3 separate regions of the Homo sapiens genome follow, and all the other regions are linked to region 3. A link is a loop called in an ENCODE intact Hi-C map of the cell type or tissue named here. Cell type or tissue: dorsolateral prefrontal cortex. All regions are shown on one strand. Links, peaks and the distances in the headings refer to the core of each region. The heading gives the core; the rest is flanking DNA. Region 1 holds the start of LINC00469 (long intergenic non-protein coding RNA 469). Region 2 has its middle 66 kb from the start of LINC02092. Region 3 overlaps LINC00469 (long intergenic non-protein coding RNA 469).

What was found. A loop is a pair of places that touch in the nucleus more often than their neighbours do. Peaks named below come from ENCODE experiments on the same cell type or tissue, not always from the same donor. Only the 100,000 strongest peaks of a DNase experiment are listed, where the experiment ranks them.
Region 1: it touches region 3 in a loop (2.0-fold over the local background); 4 of 110 quality-filtered maps call a loop at or near these places.
Region 2: it touches region 3 in a loop (2.8-fold over the local background); 4 of 110 quality-filtered maps call a loop at or near these places.

What each region holds. Positions count from the first base shown.
Region 1 is chr17:73,827,351-73,834,712 of GRCh38, reverse strand. It overlaps LINC00469 (long intergenic non-protein coding RNA 469), which reads left to right and starts at 6,176. Exons shown (of 4, transcript NR_027146.1): 1 at 6,176-6,265. RefSeq lists enhancers at 4,338-4,837, 4,838-5,339, 6,330-6,839. In dorsolateral prefrontal cortex, for the core only: no CTCF peak of the experiment used is centred there; a DNase peak (open chromatin) is centred at 2,858.
Region 2 is chr17:73,716,711-73,724,072 of GRCh38, reverse strand. No RefSeq gene overlaps it. Among named protein-coding and RNA genes, the nearest start is that of LINC02092, 66 kb to the left of the region's middle. In dorsolateral prefrontal cortex, for the core only: CTCF peaks have their summits at 4,077 and 4,277; DNase peaks (open chromatin) are centred at 3,783 and 4,212; H3K27ac peaks cover 970 bases.
Region 3 is chr17:73,767,870-73,775,231 of GRCh38, reverse strand. The region is part of intron 2 of LINC00469 (long intergenic non-protein coding RNA 469); the gene reads left to right. Among named protein-coding and RNA genes, the nearest start is that of LINC02092, 15 kb to the left of the region's middle. RefSeq lists enhancers at 3,999-4,498, 4,499-5,000, 7,351-7,362. In dorsolateral prefrontal cortex, for the core only: a CTCF peak has its summit at 4,460; a DNase peak (open chromatin) is centred at 4,541; H3K4me3 peaks cover 779 bases; H3K27ac peaks cover 866 bases.

The DNA of each region.
Region 1 (7,362 bases), core at 1,227-5,226, 60 kb before region 3:
TCGGCTCCAAAACACCTCCTCCAAGAATCCTGCAAAAATTGGTAGCGGGCTTGGTTTTCATGGCACCTGAGAACCTTGAGCCCAGCAGACCCTTTAACAAACACTTGTTGAATAAAACCTGTGAACAAGTGACTGAATTTTAAGGTCACCTTTTTAAAAGCAGGCGTTGTCTCTTGATTGGGGTCCCTCACCCATCTCTTTGGCCCTAGTTCTGTCTTGTCTCTCTCCGCCCGCCTCTTATCTATCACGCTCGCTTTTCCTGCCTTCTCTCATTAGCGCTGGAAGGGAAATGCGCCACTCCAATTCTCCGGCTGCCTCCTCACTGCTGTTGAGCTTCAGAGCACAGTATTTAAATCCTGTTAAATAACCTGTTTTCATGGGCAATCACAGCCAGGTTAGTAAATTCCCCACACGCTCACGCTTTAGACAAAACCGACATCCCAGGTCCACAGAAAATTGGCCATTGTCCTTTAATGGTGAAATTGAACTGAGCAAATGGTGGCACTTTAAAAGAAAGTCGTTGCCATTCACACAAAAAGTTCAGCCTACTGCTCTGGAAATTTCCAGTTCACAGCCCATTTCTCTCCAGGTATAAAGGAGAAAATAAATACCCTTGCAAGGCAAGTGATTAATTTCAGCCAGCATTTTTGAGGCTCCTGCTGATGGCTGGCTCTCGGGCTCTTAATCGGTGGCCCTGGCCAGGTGGGGGGTCCCATCTCTGGGATTTCAAACTGGCAGCTTCTCTGCTTCCACGTGACTGCGAGTCACAGGAGGAATATGCCTCTTGTCATGCTCCAGAAGATGGAGAGGCAGTGAGCGGAAGAAGCTGGGAATTACTCATTTTTTTTCATGACTCTAATGGGCTACGAACCTAGCTTCTGTCATGTTCTCCACCACCACCTCCATGCCTTTAATAGGCACCACTGTGTGCATGGCTGCACATTAAGGGGACTGTAGAGAGATGCCAAGAGGTATATGAGCGTGCCTCCATTGGTGAAGGGATTCAGTAGCTTTATTATTATTATTATTATTATTATTATTATTATTATTATTATTATTATTTTTAGAGACAGAGTCTCACTCTGTCGCCCAGGCTTGAGTGCAGTGGCACCATCTTGGCTCACTGCAACCTCTGCCCCCTGGGTTCAAGTGATTCTCCTGTCTCAGCCTCCCAGGTAGCTGGGATTACAGGCGCCTGCCACCATGCCCAGCTAATTTCTTGTATTTTTAGTAGAGACGGGGTTTCACCATCTTGGCCAGGCTGGTCTTGAACTCCTGACCTCATGATCCATCCGCCTCGGCCTCGCAAAGTGCTGGGATTACAGACGTGAACCACCACACCCAGCCAGTAGCTTTATTTGATCCTGAGGGTGGCTCAGAAGATGCCTAGACTTCCTGCCACTAGTAGATGGTTTAGATCCAAGCCTTTAGTTTTTTATTTTATTTTATTTATTTATTTTTTTATTTTTTTGAGATGGAGTCTCACCCTGTCACCCAGGCTGGAGTGCAATTGCACTATCTCGGCTCACTGCAACCTTCACTTCCCAGGTTCAAACTTCTGCCTCAGCCTCCCGAGCAGCTGGTACTACAGGTGCCTGCAACCATGCCCAGCTAATTTTTGTATTTTTAGTAGAGACAGCGTTTCACCATCTTAGCCAGGCTGGTCTCGAATTCCTGACCTCGTGATCCTCCCACCTCGGACTCCCAAAGTGCTGGGATTACAGGTGTGAGCCACTGCGCCCAGCCAAGACTTTGGTTTTTGTTATACGTGGGCAGCACCCAGAAATGGCACTCATCTCCCATTTGCCCTAAACCAATAACACCTTGTGAATCAGTCATCGACTACTGTGTAACAAATAACCCTAAACTTGGTGTGGCCTCAAACAACAACCATATACTCAGTCTCAATTCTGTGGTTTGCCAATTTACAGTGGACTCAGCTGGTCTGAGATGTTCTACTGAGCTTCACTGAGCTCAGCTGCATTCATCTGCACAACTGCTGGGTGGGCTGGAGGCTGGTTGGCCTAGCTGGGCCATGGGCTAGTTCAGGCTTGTTCACAGGTGGTCTTAGTGTTCCACGGTCAAGAGTGGAGGCTTCATGGCCTTAGAGTGGACACATTGTCACTTCTACCAGCTTCTGTTGACCACAGCAAGACAAATGGCCAGTTCAGATTCAAGGGGTGGTGTAGTAGTTTGAATAGTGTCCCCAAAAAATGCGTGTCCATCTGGAACCTCAGAATGTGACTTTCCTTGGAAATAGGGTCTTTGCAGATGTAAATAATTAGGGATCTCCAGGTGCAAACATCCTAGATTTAGAGTGGGCTCCAAATCCAATGACCGGCATCCTTGTAAGAAGAGAGGAAGACACAGAGACAGAGAGACACAGTGAGAAAGACACACAAAGTCAGAGGCAGAGATTGGAGTGATGGAGCTACAAGCCAAGCAAGTCCAAGGATTGACACCAGGAGAGAGATCTGGAGTGGATTCTCCCCTAGAGCCTTCAGAGAGAGCATGGCCCTTCCAACAACTTGACTTTGGACTTATTCTGTTGTTTCAGCCACCTGCTTTATGGCAATTTGCTACAGCAGCCCTAGGAAGCTAATATGGGAGGGAAATAGACTCCAGCTCTTGATGGGGGAAGATGCAAAGTCATATTGCAAAGGATGAGAATACAGGAAGGCAGGGGGAAGTAGAGCCTCTTTTGCAATCTTGCACCTTGGTTTACCAGTCCCCACTTTGTTCCTGGCAGGTGTCTTAAAACCGAAGAGCATCACAGAATGCCAGACACCAGACACTCACCACACGCAGTGGGTGCTATTTCTGCACCAGGCTCCAGAGAGTGCGTTCCTGGGTGCTGACGCTCCTACAGCTGCCTCCTCTGCAACAGCCTCTCTTCCCTGTACAGATTCCTCACCACATCCAGCCAAATTGCCTTCATCTCAGCAGAGGCTGTAGAAGGCAGACGGCCAGGAGAGTGGGGCCGTCAATGCACTGGGTACAGCAGTGATCCTCCAGGATTTTCAACACCTCAGGTCCTAGTGGCCTGGGATGATCTGACCCCAGACACCCTCCCCAGATGCAAGTCCATCCCCAATGCACAGGAAGGAATACATCTCTGGATTGACTAAAACATCATACTGGAAAGGAAGTTTGACAGAGGAAGGTCATTCTCATTCCACAGGCACTTCAAAGACAGGCTTCTCTCTTGGGAGTCGAGCTGTAGCTTCCATGAAGTTTTCAGCACGTTTTCTGAATACCCACCTGTCATCGATGCTTGGAGGTGCAAAGTGGGTTGGATGACTGAATCCTGCCCTTGAGAGCTGACACTGTCACCAACGTTGTTGAGATGGGCTGGAGTCACCCACTGAGCACTCAGTGACTGGTACGCCAAAGGCCAAGGCCTCACGGTGGACACCATGATGAAAACAACATACAATTAGATGGGAGGAAAACATTCTGTTCTTCTCTGGCACAGAAGAGTGGCTATTGTTAATACTAATGTACGGAATATTTCAAAATACCTAGAAGAGAGGACTTCGAATGTGCTCACCGCAAAGACATGACAAATATTGGAGGTGATGAATTTGCTAATTACCCTGATTTGATCCTTACACAAGCTATACATGTGTGGACACATCACACTATACCCCATAAATATGTACAACTATATGTTCTTTTTAAAAGATGGAAACGATGCCAATGTCCATCAACTGGTGAATGGATAAACGGAGTGTGTGTGTCCATATGATGGGATCGCATTTGTCCATGTAAAGGAAGGAAGTGCTGATACACGCCACAGCGTGTGTTGGTGGACTGCTCGGGGCCCATGCACACCTTGTGTCCAGGCTTCCTCTTGCAGGACCAGGATCTTCCCTGTCTCCTTCCACGTTGCTGAAGAGTCACCCTGCATCAGGCAGTGGATCACAGTGGCAGAGTGATGAGCTTGATAGACAAGGAGCAGCCTTCAGGGAGCTTTCACCCAGTAGGGGAAATGGATGAATAACCAACAACAACACCTACTTACAGCTTGTGAAGGTGCCAAAAAGAAACCAGAAAGGTGCCCTGGGAGAGGGGAGCTGGGGTGGGGATAGTGGGTGAGAAGGAGTTGAAATCTGAGCTGGGACATGAGGAACTGTGCTATACAGGGTTGAATAGTGCCCTCCCCTGCCCCCACCACCATTCATATTTTCTCCAGGAACCTCAGAATTTTTTTTTTTTTTTTTTTTTTTTAAAGAATCAGGGTCTTAGTGTGTTGCCCAGGCTGGTCTTGAATCCTGGCCTCAAGCAATCCTCCCACCTTGACCTCCCAAAGTGCAGGGATTGCAGCGTGTGCCACCATGCCCTGCCAGAATATGATCTTATGTGCAAATAGGATCATTGCAGATGTAGTTAATGTGAGGTCATACTAGAGTAAGATGGGCCCTTAACCCAATATGATTTGTGTCCTCATATGAAGGGAGAAGAGACACAGCCATGCACAGAGGAAAGACAGTGAAAGCACAGACACGCAGAGGGAGATGGCCTCGTGACAACAGTGGCAGAGGCTGCAGCGATGCAGCTACAAGCCAGGGAACCCGGAGGATTGGTGGTAACCACCTGCAGCTGGAAGAGGCAAAGAGGATGCTCTCCCACAGCCTTCAGAGGGAACAGGCCCCTGGCAAGACCTTGACTTTAGAGCTGGGCCTCCACAATGATGAGAGAAGCCATTTCTGTTGTTTGAAGGCACCCAGTTGATGGCAATTGGTTACAGCGTCCACAGGAGGCTGAAACAAGAGCGAAGACTGTTCCAGCAGAGGGAGGAGCCAGCGCAGATGACTTCACGAGAAAGTTCCTAGGCCTGCTGGAGCAGCGGCCGGGACGCCCAAAGGAGCGGGAGCCCTACAGGCAGGCAGGGATGGTCCCAGAAGGAGTTGGTGCCCAGCCACAGGGTCTTGTAGACCATGGTGATGATGTTTGTTTTATTCTAAGAACGCTGGGAAGTCATTGAAGGATTTTACAAGAAAGATGAAACATGATTTGAAGTTCATTTTTGAAAGATCGCATCAGCTGCTCTGTGAAGAGGAGTTTTGAAAGAGGCAAGAGAGGAGGCAGGACAGCCACTGTGGCCTGCAGGTCCTCAAACGATTACACAGAGTTACCGTGTGACCCACAGTTCCACTCCTCTGTATAGACCCACGAGAAACGAAAACATATATTCATACAGAAACCTGTACAAAATGTTTAAAGCAGCATTATTTGTAATAGCCCAAAGATAGAAACGACATAAATGTCCACCAATGAATCCATACAATGAGGTAGTTATTTGGCCATAGAAAGGAATGAAGTGCCGATAGGACAGCATGAATGAACCCGGGAACCATCACGATAAGTGAAGGAAGCCATTCACAAAAGACCACGGATTGTATGATTCCATTTAGACAAAATGCCCAGAAGAGGCAAATCTCTAGAGACAGAAAGTAGATTACTAGTTGCCTAGGGCTGTAAGGGTGAGCGTTGGGGAGGGGAGATAGCTGAAGGGTCAGAGCTTCTTTTTGAGGTGATACAAATGCTGTAAAATGGACCACGGTGACGATTGCAGCTACATGGAATATACTAGCAACCATTGAATTGTATACTTTTTTTTTTTAAGTGAAAGCAAGCTTATTAGAGAAGTAAAGAAACAAAAGCATGGCCACTCCATAGGCAGAGTAGCCTGAATTGTCCACTTTAAATGGGAGAATTACATAATATATGAATTACATTTCAATAACGCTGTTTAAAAGAAAAAAAAAAGAGTGAAATCTCAGAGGAGGCCACTGAGCACTCTGGTGGAAGAAAATGGTGACTTAGGCCAGGGTCATAGAAGTAGAGACAGCAAGAAGGGATGAAAACAGTGGATTGTGGAGGCCGAATAGACAACCGATGAATAGGTCAACACCTGCTGTCCATCTGTACGAGGGAATATTATTCAGCCATAAAAAGAAATGAAATGAACCTTGCTGCAACATGATGTTAGGTGAAATAAGCCAGACACAAAGGCCCCATATGGAATGATGTCACTTACACGAGGTTTCTACAATAGGCAAATTCATAGAGACAGAAAGAATGGAGGTTACCAGGAACTGGGAGGAGAAAAGAATGGGACATTATTATCTCACAGTTCCAGAATTTGTTTGGGATGATTTAAAAAAAAAAAAAAAAGCTCTGGAAATAGATCATCAGGATGGTTGCACAATGTTTTGAATGTAAATGCCACTGAATTGTACACCTTAAAAGGGCTCAAATGGTAAATATTATGCTATGTATATTTTACCATGATGAAAATAAACGTACAAAAGTGAGACAGCAGTGAGTCTAGGCCTCCCTTTTAAGAAGCGATGGCATCAAAGAGAGCAGAGGAAGAGAGATGGAAGTTAGGAAGGGGTTTTTCAAAGAGCAGATTCACGGGAAACGATTCATTCGTGCAGGAGAGAAAGGATGAAGGAGGAGCGGGGTCCCTTGAATGTCCACAGGCAGAAGACGAGGGCAGAAGGGGAGGAGGTTGTCTTTGTGGCGGACAGAGGAGCTGTGAATAGGGAGGGAAACAAGGGTGTGCCTTCCGTTTACTCAGCACAGGAAGAAGCAAGGCGAGGAAGAACAGGCTCCTTTTTGAAATGCAAAAGCCTGTTCTTATCTAAACACTCTTGCATAAGACAAACAAGAGCGCTACCCAGTTGGTGACTTGGGACAGGAATGCCTGCCACCCTCTTAAACGTTCTCTCCCCTCCCCTAGCCTAGACTGAAGACCTCGGCCTCCAGCTTCTCTCCCAGACCCTTTCTTGGCTGGATGAGGTCACTCACCCCTTTTGAAAGCTCCACAGGCATTTCTGGACCAAGTTCCCTCACTCTTTTAAATGGTTCTGTAATTGCTTCATTCGCATAAACCTGCCCTCCTGGGCATCTGAACAGCCCCAGGGCAGGGCCTGACTGCAGAGCCAGCTTCCTTACGCCAAGGCCCTCGTGCCTGCGTCCCTCCTCGCCTTCAGCCATGAGGTTGCCTGGCCAGCGGTGGGGGTCGCCTGGATCGTGGGGATGTTCCCCCCACCCACCTGGCCCCACCAGTGAAGGGCCCCAGCTGACACCATCTCTCTTGTTTCCTGTTTTCCTGGGTCAGACCCAGCTGGAGGTCTGCAAATTCTGAAGCAGTTCTCAACCCTGGGTGCACATTTTAATCATTTTTTACAAAATACGAATGCCTGATGTCCAGCCCTGACACTGGTCTGCTTGGTCTGGGGGTGAGGCCCTGGAACGGATGTGTTTAGATTTCCCATGAGACTCTGATGTGCAGCCAGGGTACCAACCTCTGCTCTAAAGCAGGTGAGATTGCCCTGGGGACTTCATTAG
Region 2 (7,362 bases), core at 1,829-5,828, 51 kb after region 3:
AGCCTCATCAGCTCAGCCAGGAGCTCCATCGCTCTGTACTCTCACACCTGATAGAGCCTTGGCAGGCGAAGCCAGAGGGGACACAGGGCTGAGGAAGGGACTGAACCCTAGGCAGGAGAAGGATCTGCTTTTGCTCAGCGCCCCATAGCACACCCACCAAATTACACCCACCCCTACACACACATCTGGCACACACAGATGCACCTTCTCATACAAAACTAGAGGGCCTGTGGGCATGGGGATCCTATATTCCTGTTTGCCTGGGACACCTCCCATTTTACCTGTTATTGTGATGTAATCATTAATAGTACCTTTCCTAGTTTAGAGGATAATTTACCTGATCACCTACTTGAGGGGAGCTTAGGAGAGTGAGAGGGATAGGAGCAGATTGGAGAGATGCTACCGAGGATGGAGACATCAGTCCTATTTGCTTTGTTCTCTGTCCAGATCCTGTATCCTGGACAGAGGCCCCCTGGGAGTGGCTACTGAAGATTGCTATATCCTTCTCAACTCAGATGAGGATTCCCCATGTCAAATTCAGGAACACGAATCACGTGATACTCTGCTTCAAAACCTCACAGTATGGCAAAAACCCTTAGCTTTTAGGCAGGGTGAATGATTATATCTGCTATTATAAATCACAAAGACCTTTCTTATCGAGGTATCTGCATATCTGCTGCATGGTTATTGGTGTCAGGGAATCAGTTTTAAACTGTAAGTCCCCAGGGAAGATGTGGAAAGCATGTTGCATCTTGGGTGTCAGCTCTGGATCTCGGCATTCGTGGCTGCCTGCTGTATTGGAGTATGAAGAAGGATTCTGAGGCTGTGTCCCAGTTGAACATAGGAATATCATGAATTACATCTGCTTGGGCCACGGGAGATGAATTAGTGAAATCCTTGACTGGTATCTGTCAGTCTCGTCCCAGAGGGTATCAGAAGTCTCAGGGTGTCTCTCGCTGCAGAGCCTTGGCCTAGTGCCCTGCTTGAATGAACGTTTGGGAATGACCCTGGGAACACTCTGCATTGCCTACAGGGCTCTCCCTCCAACTGCAGTACAGTCTCACTGCAAAGAGGGCACATTGTTGGCTGCCTGTCATTGGGAAGAAAATTGGACAAGTCTGGGACCAAGAGATAGCTTGGGTGGGCAAGATACCTTCTCAGAATAGCATCAGCCCTTGAAGAAATGGTCTGCCCCTGCCTGGTACCAGGCACAGCTGTGATACATCCAGAAAGATACATGGACATCCTGCCCCTCTCTTCTTCCTGTCTTCCTCCATCAGACCTCAGCCTCCAGCTTCTCAGGCAGGACAGCAGGGAGGCTGCCTCTCCCTCTTACTCTCAGAACCTTACCGTGGCCTGCTTATTAAAAGAATTCCACCCTTAAGGAATGCCTAATGTAAATGATGAGTGAATGTGTGCGGCAAACCAACATGGCCCATGTATACCTATGTAACAAACGTGCACGTTGTGCACACATACCCTAGAACTTAAAGTATAATAATAATAATAAAAAGAATTCCACCCTTAGACAGAGAGGCAGCAATGCAGAAGCTTTCTTGGCTCCACAGTCAGAGCTGCCACTTCTGTGGCAGGTGTTTCTTTGAGGTCTGTTTGGTCTCTTCAGTCACAACCACCCACCTCAGACAGGATGTTGTCTGTTCTAGGGTATCAGAGGAAGTATTTGCAAACAGGCCCATCTGTTCAAATGAGAACCAGGCTTCTCTCCCAAGCCTCACAAGGTCGCAAAGCCTGCGGTGTCAGAAGCTCTGCCGAATCCTTTATCATGTGTCTTTCCAGCCAGCGGCTGATGAGAGATCGTGTGTGAGAGATCATGTTGATTTGAAATTCAGCTGGTCCAGAAGGGGCCGGTCCTCCCTGTTGGCCATTTCAGGTCAGCTCCATAAAGGATGCAGAGGATGGGTTTTCATGATGGAAACACACGGCTGATATTTGCAAAGCTAGTTCATCCAGGAACATGAGTACAGGGTGAGTTTTTGGGGAGTGGGTGAGGTACAGGTGGCGATTAAGTCACTGTGGTGTGACTCCCATGTTGTCACAAAAAGATTGACCTTCCTGGCTGGGCACAGTGGTTCACGCCTGTAATCCCAGCACTTTGGGAGGCCAAGTGGGGTAGATCACGAGGTCAGGAGATCAAGACCAGCCTGGCCAACATGGTGAAACTCCGTCTCTACTAAAAATACAAAAAATTAGCCGGGCGGGGTGGCGGGCACCTGTATTCCCAGCTACTCGGGAGGCTAAGGCAGGAGAGTCACTTGAACCTGAGAAGTGGAGGTTGCAGTGAGCCGAGATCACGTCACTGCACTCCAGCCTGGGCAACAGAGTGAGACTCTGTCTCAAAAAATATATAAAAATAATTAAAAAAAATAAAAAAAGGCCAGGCACGGTGGCTCATGCCTGTAATCCTAGCACTTTGGGAGGCTGAGGTGGGCAGATCACGAGATCAGGAGTTTGAGACCAGCCTGACCAACATGGTGAAACCCCATCTCTACTAAAAATACAAAAAATTAGCCAGGTGTGGTGGTGCATGCCTGTAATCCCAGCTACTCAGGAGGCCGAGGCAGGAGAATCACTTGAACCCAGGAGGCGAAGATTGCAGTGAGCCAAGATCATGCCATTGCACTCCAGCCTGGGCAACAGAGCAAGACTCTGTCTCAAAAAAAAAAAAAAAAATTGACCTTCCTGATTCTATGACTGAACCTTGGCTGATGTCATGATTACCCAGAAAACAATCCCACTGGCTGAATTATGAAGTTAAAGAATCCGAACCCCAGAAGTTCCACTTCGCCAGTGACAACAGCCAATGAATGAACCATGTCCACAAACCACGCTGAAGCTAAGCCTCCGGACCGACTGCTCCACTTTTCCCTTAGATTTTGTCTCAGTGTAGTCCTATATGATGTCAAAATAGCTACCTAGGTTCAGCCCAAATCTCTGACTCTGGAATATGGAGGTTTAAATGGCTTAAAATGTTCCTGTATGGAGGCAGAAGAAAGAGACAGAGGAACCCTTCCCTTCAGCAACTGTGGGGTTGCTTCTTATAAAGGGCCGATTTTGTGCACTTTTTCCGAATTTGAGGCACGTTCAAAGCTGATTCCAAGTAAAACTATTGAGCAGTTCCACTTTTAATGTATTTGTCCCACAGGTTCTTGGTACCTGTTTGAACTGCCCTAAAAACAATCCCTAAACCCATAGACCTTTGCTGTCACTGGTCTTAGTTCAGGTTCACCCAAAAGCAGGTCCTGGGAGAAGGATCCAGTACACCTTTAGGAGATACAAGACCACAGTCAGGGAGGCGGGAGGGGACACAGGGAGGACAGGCAGCAGGGGAGGAGGAGGAGGAGCAGGGGATCAAGCCAGCACCCACGCTGGCAGCTGGAGCTTAGTCCTCCGGGGTCCTCTGGTGACCTGTAGAACAGATGCCTCCAAGTCCTCCCTGCTGAGGGCAAGGTAGCTGGGGTATTTATACACCCAATCCCCTCAGCCACCAGCTGAGTAGGCTGCTCTGGGGGAGGGTATTCATTTCCCCTCTTCTGACAAAGCAAACTTTTACAGCTTTAGAAAAAGCCCTCAGGCAAAGAGATGCAGACACTGGCAGGTGGAGTCAACAGGAGACCATGGAAGCCACCAGGCCCCGTCTAGCGCAAGCCACAGCACATTCTAGCTCAGAGCCCAAGGTTACCTTCCTGTCCTGTGCACAGGAGACAGGAGATTCAGCACCAGCGCTGGGCCTCAAGGCCTGCAGTGGCTGTTGTCTCGGGGCCCAGGGCTGGTGTCAGCCATACCAGCAGGTGGCTACGGCGGGTGACAGCCACATCGCTGCCTTCTTCCTCCTTGTGTGCCCTGTTCTATCCTAGAAGGTGGAAGCCTCAGGACACACTTACAGGAGCCTCTTTGCTCGGTCCCAATGCCTCTACCCTTTCCTGCTGCCACCTGGACCACAGAAGGCACAGCCAGGCCTGGGGCAATAATATGCTCCTAGAAACATCTTGGAAGTCCTTAAATCCATGACCAAAACACAAGTGCCCTACGGCTGGAGACAATCAAGAGTGATTACAAAAGGGCCACTGTGTCCTTTTCTTTCTGGCAGCAGCTGTTCCTGTCATGTGGTCTGAAGAAGTCCAGATGTGTTTGTGCAGGGTGCGGAGCCAGGCCCTCCCAGGAGCAGGGATGAAAGAGCGGCGGCCGGAGCAGCTGGTACACAAAAGAGGCTGGTGCAAACCAGACCCGGGGCGGGAGGCCTCGCAAGCCGCTGAGTGGGCTGGGATGTTTCTATGGACAAGGAGCCGGCGCCGCGCACAGCACGGCAAAGAGGCAGCAGCATCCACAGGCCTGGGGGCCCAGGGCTGGTGCTGAATTGCCTGACTCCCACGCCCAGGGTGGGAAGGTCACCTTGGGCTCTGAGTGGCAGTGTGCTGTGGTTTGCACTAGGCGGGGAACCCTGCAAGGACAGGCATTTTCTCCCAGCAGCAACTGGCCTTGAGCAAAAAGGCTTGTGCAAAAAGCCTGGCTGCTGCATTTGCAGCACAGAGGTCAGTGCAAATGGTGCATCAGCCGAGGAAGAAAGGCCGACGCAGGGGTCACAAAAAGACAGGGCACATCACAGCACCGGTCAGGAACTGTGAGGCGGGGGAGGCGGGGGGGGCACGTGAGAGTCCCCTGGGACAACCGTCAAGTGCTACAGTTATGGGACAGAAGTGGCTTCCCCCAAACCTGTTTCTCTCCCAGGCTCCTCTGCCTCAGTAAACAGCAACTCACTCCCCAGTTCTCAAGCTGGAAACCCTCGAATCATCCTCCACTCCTCTCTGTCTCCCACACCCCTCGCTCTAAAAGCTCTACTTTCAAAATGCATCTACAGTCCAGTCACCTCCAGCCACTTCCTCTGTTGCCACCACAGTCCAAGCTGCCGTCGTCTCTGCCTGTGTATAAACATGGACTTGCCCTCCGTCCTCTCTCAGCTGTTCTCTGACTGAAGTCTCTTCCTTGCACTCCTCTGCACTTGACCCTATGCACTTGACCTATGCACGTGCGCCTTCGACGATGATCTCTTTCTCTTTCTCCCCAGTGGAATATGGACTTTGCCTCTTTGGCTCTTCTGCTTGCCCAGTGCTTTGAACAGTGCCTGGCACAAGGTGAGTATTTGTTGAATTCATTCCAGCTGAAGACTCCAGACCCCGCAGGTGTCACTCTGCTATAGGTTTGTCTTGTCCCCTTGCTCAAGGGTCCTGAAGCAACTCCTAATATTTACCCCACAGGGGGAATGAGAAAGAAGCAGTCTTATCCTAGAATGCTGGAAGAAATACTCAACAATGATAAGCAATATGGGGGTAGGAACACTGGCACTGCACCATCTCTGTCTAATCCTCAGGGGGTCTAGCCTACACCATTGTACTATCTCTGTCTAATCCTCAGGGGGTCTAGCCTGTGCCACTGCACTATCTCTGTCTAATCCTCAGGTGGTCTAGCCTATGCCACTGTACTAGCTCTGTCTAATCCTCAGGTGGTCTAGCCTATGCCACTGCACTATCTCTGTCTAATCCTCAGGTGGTCTAGCTTGTGCCACTGCACTATCTCTGTCTAATCCTCTGGGGGTCTAGCCTAGTGCAGCTACTCCAGACACTTGCTGAGATGAATTGAGTGAACAGCCTCCCTTCCTGGTAGCCCAGGCTGGCTTCTCCCTCCTGCCTAGGGGTTTATCCTCTGTGTTCTCTTAGCTCCCTGAACGTTTTTCTAAATTAATGCATGTGACACGGTCTTAAGTATGACTCCTCTGACGCTAGCAGTGAGACTTTATTCTTGGTATCCCTGAGTCCGCCTGGTATTACTAAGTCCGTATTCTGACACATGACAGCTGCTCAATAATGTCAAATGGTGAATGAATGAATGAGTGAGTGAGTGAAAAAGTAAAAGCAAGATGGTGAACCCTAAACCAAAGTTAGCTGAAACCTCCTATAACCAGCAGGGACAACTACCACCCAAAGATGGTAGGATTAGATGATCCATCGGAAAGACAATCCCTGCCCAGGCTAATGGGAGAGGCAGATGCCCACATAAGAGATGCATGTGGATACGTCCAACAGCCACATCACAACACATGCATAGCTGTAGGCAGCAGCTCAGAACCAGCAGGTGACAGGCAGGCCAGAGCCATCCAGTAAGGCTCCCTGAGCCCTGGCAGGTCCAATCCAGGCAGAGCCCTAACTCTGTTCAATTGCAATCTGTGTTTATGGGCCCATAATCAAATGGAAACTGAAAGTTTCTCATGAGAATCATCTGTCAAAATTGCGTGGTGTCCAGGCCCAGCGCTGGGAGGCTGGGTTGTAAATTCTAAGCTCCGCTCCAGCTCTGCTCCATCTCTAGGGACATATGGGTCATTTTTCAACCCAGCCTCAATCCGAGGAACTCGATCTTCGATCAAACACTATGTCTAACAGGCTGGGTATTTGGGATACTGAATGTCCCCTGTGGGATCGGTGGGGGGAGGGGGGAGGTGGGAAAAGTGATCACGGGAGGAGAGTCCATGAGCCAAGCTCACCTATCCTACAAGCTGAGCTGCTTGCATAGCCACCTGCCTCCTGGACCCCACCTGGCAGCTGCCCTTCCCTGAGCAGACACCTCCAGGCTCCCACCACAGCCCGTGGCAACTACAGAACGCTGGACCAAAGGACCTGTAACAGAACCACCTCTTTTAAAAACCTGGTTTTCCTAATTACAAAGGAGCTCAATGTAGTAAAAGTGGAAAACCAAAAAGCACAAGAAAAAGAAAAATTGCTCATAATTCTCTACCCTGGAGGAAACCTCTTTAACATTTTTGCTGCAGAGATTTCTAGCCTTCTTTCCCTCTCCTCCCAGTCCTTTTTCTTTATAAACACACGTACCATTGTACATACTATTTTCTAGCCTGCTTTCCCTATCATTCATGCCCCCCTCCCCTGATACTAGTCCATTATGACCATTCTGCCACGTCACTATCTTTCTTACAGCACGGTTTTTAATAGCCACATTCATTTTCTTGGTCAGTCCCTTTTATTGAATAATTAGTTGGTTTCCGTTTCTCCGATAGCATAGAAGATTCTGAGAAGAACATATTGTACATAGATCTTTGTACAAATCGGAGTCTTTCCTTAAGATAAATTCGTAGGAGTAAAATTGTGCAGGCGGTCAAAGAATCTGTACACTTTAAAAAGTCATTTGATACTTTCTACACTGTCTCTCACTGTGTTTTCATGTCTTTAGAAATAGCCAACTATGAGCCAGGCGTGGTGGCTCACGCCTGTAATCCTAGCATTTTGGGAGGCCAAGGTGGTCGGATCACTTGAGGTCAGGAGTTTGAGACCAGCCTGG
Region 3 (7,362 bases), core at 2,058-6,057:
AACTAAATCATTTATTCTTGACAAAAATCCAATAAAGAGCTCAATCCTTCTCCATAGGCAGATAAAGCACAGATTAATGGGACTGCCTAGATCAAAAAATGCTGGGAAAATGAAAGCAAGATAGAGAGAGAAGCCTCCTTCCTCCTCCTCACTTCCCCAAGACTGCCTCGGCTCAGGGTTTTATTACAAAAAGCCGCCTAAGTATTACAGGCTAATCCGTAAATCCCAGCCTAGTAAAATATGTGACGGATTTGTAAATTGTGCCCTTTACAAATCTGATTGAACTTTTTTTTTTTTTTGGCTGGGAATTTTGCCTTTCTCCTTTTCCTCTTCTTCTCACCTTGTCCCATCTCGCTGGGTCCCCAGTGACCCGGAACCCTGCATCTGACAGTGTGGGCCCCCAGCACTGGCAACATTCCTGGTATGTTCAGCCCTTCCATGACCCTTCTATGACTTGACTGACAGAGGGTGGAGATTGTTGGTGGTACGAGAGGCTGAGAAAACCATCATTCTCTTTATTTACCATCTAAGGGGAAATGAGATTCAGATGGGGCCAGGGCCCCAGGGCCAGGCGTAGCAATGTCAGGGGCACAGGGCATGCTTGCAGCCAAGTATGAACGTGGTGAAGGATTTGTACATTGTTTCCAGTGGAGACAGGAGTAGATCAAGCTGGTGACCTTCAGATCCACAGACTGGCTGCTCAGAAGAGCCTTTGCCTTGGCTGGGCGCGATGGCTCACGCCTGTAATCCCAGCACTTTGGGAGGCTGAGGTGGGCAGATCACGAGGTCAGGAGATTGAGACCATCCTGGCTAACACGGTGAAACCCCATCACTATTAAAAATATATATATACAAAAAATTAGCCGGGCATGGTGGCAGGCGCCTGTAGTCCCAGCTACTTGGGAGGCTGAGGCAGGAGAATGGCGTGGACCCGGGAGGCTGAGGCAGGAGAATGGCGTGAACCCAGGAGGCAGAGCTTACAGTGAGCCGAGATCATGCCACTGCACTCCAGCCTGGGTGACAGAGCGAGACTCCATCTCAAAAAAAAAAAAAAAGAAGAAGAAAAAAAAGAAGAGCCTTTGCCAGCAAATCTCATTCTGCCCACTGACTTGAGCCCACTACCTTCAACCACCCAGAGCAGGTGGTTCTCCAGGGTCCATCCACTGTACCTGGTCCACACTGTCCTTGGCGTGCACTCCATCTAGGGTACCAACCATCTCAGTGTGCCCGAGACTGATGGGGCTCCCAGAAGGCAAGACTTTCAGTGCTAAAAAGTCTCAAGCAAACCGAGATGAGTCACTCGCTGGCTGTGCATCCTCTGCCTGAAGTTCTGGGCCTTCTGCACCCTGAGAAGAGCTAATCACTCAGGCCAGCTTTTAGCTTTCTCTGCCTGAAACCACTTCCCTTGCAGAAGCAGAAAAGTGCCCGAGCAATAGCATGGGCTTGGTAGTCATCCAGCCCTGGGTTTGGGTTCAGGATACCCGTGGCCATTGGAAAGTCACATAGCCTTTCTCGGCCTCAGTTTCCTCATATGAAAAGTGGAGATAATAATACCTACTTAATTGGATCATTGTGCTAATTAAATGAACAACAAAAGTGAAGCATCTAGCATAGAGTAAGCACACGGCAATATCATCATCATCATCATTGTTTGAACACATCTCCTTAAGTAAGACTGAAAAAGAAAAGTATGACAATGGTGAAAAGCCCTTTGAAAGCTGGTGCAATGACAACCCCCCGACCATCTCACTAGAGATATAGCTCCTTATTCTTGCAATCTGAGCACTGGCCAAAGCCCAGATGTCAGTCTTTAAAGGAGCCAGTAATGCGAGCCGCTGGGACGCAGATGATAGGATGGAAACCAGGTCTTTCTGCTTGGTGCTGTGCCTCACATAGTTTCAATCTATGGGGCTATACCCCAGCGCCCCAGGAAAACGACTGCTTCCTCTTCTTACAGATTTTACAAAGGCAAAGGAAAGAGCCACCTGGGATGGTTGCCCTATCAACTTTCCTCAACCACCGCCCCCTACACACTTAGGCCTGTCCAGCATGGAAGCAGGGCTAGAGAAACAAGGAAAGGAGAACGGTCCTGGACCAGCAGCCTGGAATGGCATTTCACAGGCTCTAGAAATGTGATAGAGAGTACCAGCCCTGCAAACAAGAGTGCTGCTCCCTGATCCTGCTCATCCTGTTGCCGTCTGGGGGTGAAATTGTCTTCAGAATTCTAGATTGATTGACTGCTGGGAAGTTCGTCCTGCTGTTCCACCTCCATCCCTCCCAAGGATGAGGGTGCCTTTGGAAGGGACAGGTGCCCATGCTTGGGCAGACCCATATACATGCAATCATACTCGGTTACAAATACCTAGAGAGTGCAGTGGAGGCAGTGGGGCAGTGGAGAGCTCAGGACCTTTTCCAGGTCCAAGAGCCTAACAACACTGCATCTTGCTTGGGTCCTAAGATAGGCCTTCTGCAATGAGGCAGGGAAACTAGGAACAACTTGTAGATAGGGGATTTGCCTCCCCAGAACACTCTAAAAAAGTGGAGTTCCCATCTGCTGTGTTTCTGAAAGCAGAAGGAGTGGATTCTGTGAGCTCAGGCTGCTCCCACAGAGCCAGGGTCCTCCTTTTTGTCCCTTGGAACATCCAGTTGGCGCCTCCACTGCCCCAGTCAACCTTTATCCCTCTATTTCCTGCTGAGAGTTAATCTTATTTCCTGCCTTCTGGGTGTTTAGCTTGGCAACCCAGAGAGCCACTCAGCTGGACCTCTCCCATTCTGCTGATCACAGCTGGGAGAAGGTTAGAGAATGTGACTCCCACAGCCATGGCCCTGGATGGGGTCTCCCGGGCAGTTTATCCTGCCATTGTGGTTCTTGGCATTGAGATGCAACGATTCTAGTTCTGTTATTGAGGGGGTGCTGTGTGGGTGTGAGGGAAGCAGGTGATCGGTCAGGGGGTTGAGGGGCAGTTGCCAGGGTGTGGGAGGGGAGGGGGAAAGCTGTGCCCATTACTCTTTTGTGGACTTGGAGGTGAAAAAAAAATCAATGAGACATCCTGTTTCAACTCATCCTGAGTTCAAGTTTAAGGGCATTTGAAAAAGTGCTCGTTTTCTTTTCTGGGGTGGGTGGTCATGACATGAAAGAGGACGTACCAAAGGATGGGGTTCCCATTCAGTGGGAGGTTTCATGGTGTCATCCCTCCACCCATCACTCAAAAGGCCTAAGATCTGGGAGGCAAGATGAGGTCTTTGTAGATAGCACAGGCTGGGGTCTAGGTTTGGGAGCCCCTTGGTCATGACCTGGCTCCCATTCCCATACCCCTGTTGCTCCATCGAGAGCCCATAGATCAACCACCAAAGCTCCATTCAGGGTCTTGTAGATTTCGTTCCCTCATGGAGGATTTTAAAGGGAAGGAGGGCAGCTAGCAAGGCCAAGAGGCATGAGAAGCAGGGCCCCTGTGTTACCACCACACCAAAGCTTACCTGAGTGGAGCTTGGCAGCTCTGTTCCCCCTGATTCTCCCAGGCATCCTTCCAGAAGTCCTAAAGTCAAAATGCCAGAGATCTGGCCACGTGGGTTCCTGCTAGCTTGTCCCAGCCAGCACCCAAGAGACCACAGGGCATGATGAGTAGAGGGAGTGCCAGAGCAAACTCATTGGACTCAGGGTGAGCATCTCAGTAATTTCTTATTTATTGGCCTCCTCCAGTCCCACAATCACTGGTTCTGCTCAATATTTTATTCTTGTTGCACCTACTCAGGCGGCAGAGCTGCAGGCATTTTTGATAAATGGATTGAAAGGTTTGTCTACTTTTGCTGAAGCTTCCATAAGTGCCTCTGTATCCTCCACTGAAATTATATTTCCCAACTTCCTACAGTGATTTCTCTCCCCTCGTGACTCCTCTCTTCCTATTTGCTAGGTCTTGTGCACTCTGTCTCTCTCTTCTCCCCATCTCCTACAAACACATACACACACACACACACACACACTCATGCAGAGATGCCCATATCCATGAACTCACAAACTTAACTACCCCTATGACCACTCAGGGGAGCAATATACAAGGGACCAGAGAGTATATCTATCCATTGACAGGGACGCACATACAACAGCCATGCACACAGTACATCCCCTCAGGCACACGAATATAGATGCACACATGAGCTGTGGCTTGTGATTGAAATCTCCATGCTGCTCTTTCTAAGCTCATCCAGACTCAGACCCTGATGGCAGGCTGCAGAGACCACAGGTCCACCCTGAGCAAGGGAGGACACAGATGGGCAGACGCCAAGGAGAAGCATGGTGCCCCAGTGATCCCCGCTGGGGACCCCAGTGAGCCTTCGAAGAGCCCTGCCCCATCAGCGGGCTGACTCCCCCAGCCCTCCTCCAGCCCTCCTTCATCCTCACCCGCCTGCCTGGCCTCAGCAGCCCCAGTGGGCCAGCTGGAGGCTTTATCCCAGCCACATCTGAAACAGCTCAGGAGCTGTGCCTGGCCGCCAGCCGTTTCCATAAATAACTTGCTGGGCCTGGCTCCTTGCCCTCCTGGTGATGTCATTGGCCTTGGCCCAGATGATGAGGTCACAGGCTTCCCTTCCCTCGCCACTCCCTTGGGGTGGGATGGGGGAAGCATGAGACCTTCTTCACAGAGCCTGTCTGCCGAGAACCTGCCTGTCTGCGCCCCATCCTGTTCCAGCCCGGCCAGGCAGTGGATGTGGGTTCTCCACCATCTGGGACTGCCTGCATGGTGGTGCCAGATGGCAGCCTTCCCCCTCCTTGTCACCAGTTCCTGAACAGCCTCCCAACTTTTCCATCTCCCCACTGCCTTCTCCCCTTGTCATGATGTGATTTCCAGGGGACAGTGGACTTGGTGCCCGGATGGAGCTCCCCCTAGGTCCAAATCCTGGCTACCCCACCCACTAGCTGTGTGACTCCGGACAAGATGCTTCACCTCTCTGTGCCTCTGTTTTCTCATCTTTAAAATGGAGGCACTGATAGGACCTATCTCAAGGGTTGTCGTGAGGCTGACATGGGCTCATACCTATAAAACACAGTGCCTGGCGCATTAGTAGACAAATAAATTGATTCCATGATCACACTTCCCTGTGCCTGCGTGTGCTGGGGAGAGGGGAGGCTCTTGCTTTGTGCATTTTCAAATATGTGGCAGGCAGAGGCACCCGTGATCTCCTGTCTGTGGCTCTCACATCCCCCACAGTCACCAAAGATTCCATTTTCCCAACTTGGGCTCTCCCCATCGCCTCATTCTATTCCAGTGGTGGCCCCAGCTGATTCCCAGAATCATTGCTTTGGTCCTGGAAGTGGGAATGGCCAAGATGTGAGAGGGTCTTTGAGAGCTCCAAGGTGTTCTGAGGCCCCACAGCCACCCCACTCCACAATTACCTCCAATAGAAGAGAGCCAGACTCCCTCCCTGGCCAGCACTAAGGTCACCAACATGAACAGTATCAGACAACACAGAATGACCAGCCAGGAGCCCGTGGGCATTGGCTCCAGATGTGTGAGTTTGGAGAATGCCCTGCGGAGGCCATGGGGAGATGGCCGTCTCTGGACTGGAGAGTGGAGAAGTTTCACTGTGATTTCATCACTGTGCTGTTGGATATGACAGCCCTGAGCCACATGTGGCTATTGATCACTGGACACTGGGCTAGTGAGGTGCCTGAAGTGTGGGATACACACAGGACTTTTAGGACCCAGTATGAAAAAGAGATGGCAAGATATCTCATAAATAATTCTTTTATATTTATTATGCATGGAAATCATGGCATTTTTCATATATTGGGTTAAATGACGTATGCTATTGTGAGCAATCTCACCTGTTTCTTTTCACTTTTTTTTAATGTGGCTGCTGGAAAATGTAAGGCTACACGTGTGGGTTGCGGTGTCTTTCAATCAGGTAGCCCGGGCCTGTTCTCTCACTGAGTGCTAGAAAACATTCTTTGGCTCCCATCCCGAGGGTTCTGACTTGGTGAATGTGGTGTCTTCCGGAGCTTAGGGCTGCTGCCTTCAGCCAAAATATGCCCGCACCCCTTCATCAGTATCTGGAGAAGACCGGGACTGGGCACTGTACCAGGTGCTCTGGTTTCCTCCCCACGTGTGGTCACCGCCTGCCCACCATCCTGAGCTCAGCCTTATATATTTAAGGGGGGGCTCCCTAAATTTGGCCAGAACACCCCCAGGACATCAAGCACTCAGTGCCACGTGGCCCCTCCTATTCTTCCCGCCACAGCTTGTAGCACCTGCCTAGAAGTTGTGCCTCTCTTCTCCCTTCATGTAGATCTTATTCATGCTTTAAAACCTAAATCAGAAGTCACCTCCTCCATGAAGCCTTCCTGGACCCCTCCACTGGATGAGTCACTCTGGACCATCATAATACTTTGCCTCAAACTCAGTGAAGCTGTTTCTCAGAGTGTGTGTCCTGATAGAAGGTGTTACATGCCAGGCCATTTCTGTTCACATAAATCTTCATCACAATCTCAAGAGGCAGAAAGTAGGATTATTCTTATTTTCTATATGAGGAAACTGAGGGAGAAAGATTAAGCATCTTGCCAAGGTGGCAGAGTTTATAGTAAAGAAGCAGAATTCCTGCCCATGGGGTCTGATTCCCAGGTCATGCTCTATCTGTCATGCCTGATGGCCCAGTCACAGGTAGCATCATTCCTGGTACCCCCCCAAAAGACAATGACAGTATTGAGAGTGGGGCCCCAGTTTATCCATCACTGTAATCCCCATGTTATTCACTCAGGTTTAGGCACACAGTAGGTGCCCAATAAATGTGGACTGAATGAAACCAGCATTTAGTTATTAGCCTTACTGTGCTTTGAAATTGGGTCCTAGTACCCATGTCCCCAAGGCCAGCCCTGGCCATCTCCCACCCCTCACTCCACCCACCTCCATCCTGCCTTCAAGGCTCAGTGGCCTCTCCGTACCTCCCCAGGGAGTTTTGAACTGTGCTTGTTCAAAACTCAGTTATTGTCGTGCGACCTCTGTTAGCCAGAAATTAATTCCCCAGGTTACCACTACATAAAAACTCAACTCTTTTTATGGTCTCTATATGCCTTGCCCTTTCCTCTTATGCAGGTCTCTCTGTACTTCTAGGGAATAAATAAATACAGTGTAACTTTTAGCAGACTTTATCCACTGTAGCCCTCCGGGCACCGTGGGGCCTGGAGCCAGCTAGAACCCCAGCTGCATCTGGGGGTTGGCAGGTGGGGCATTGGGAGGATTCTGTGTCTCACCCTAGAGCTCTCTGTTCTGGGGACTCCCTGGGTCTTCACCAGCCAGGCACAATCCCCATCGTGGTCCATGGCTGCACCCCTCCTGCCAAAGCTCCCTTGAGGAGTTGTTGCCCCCTGCT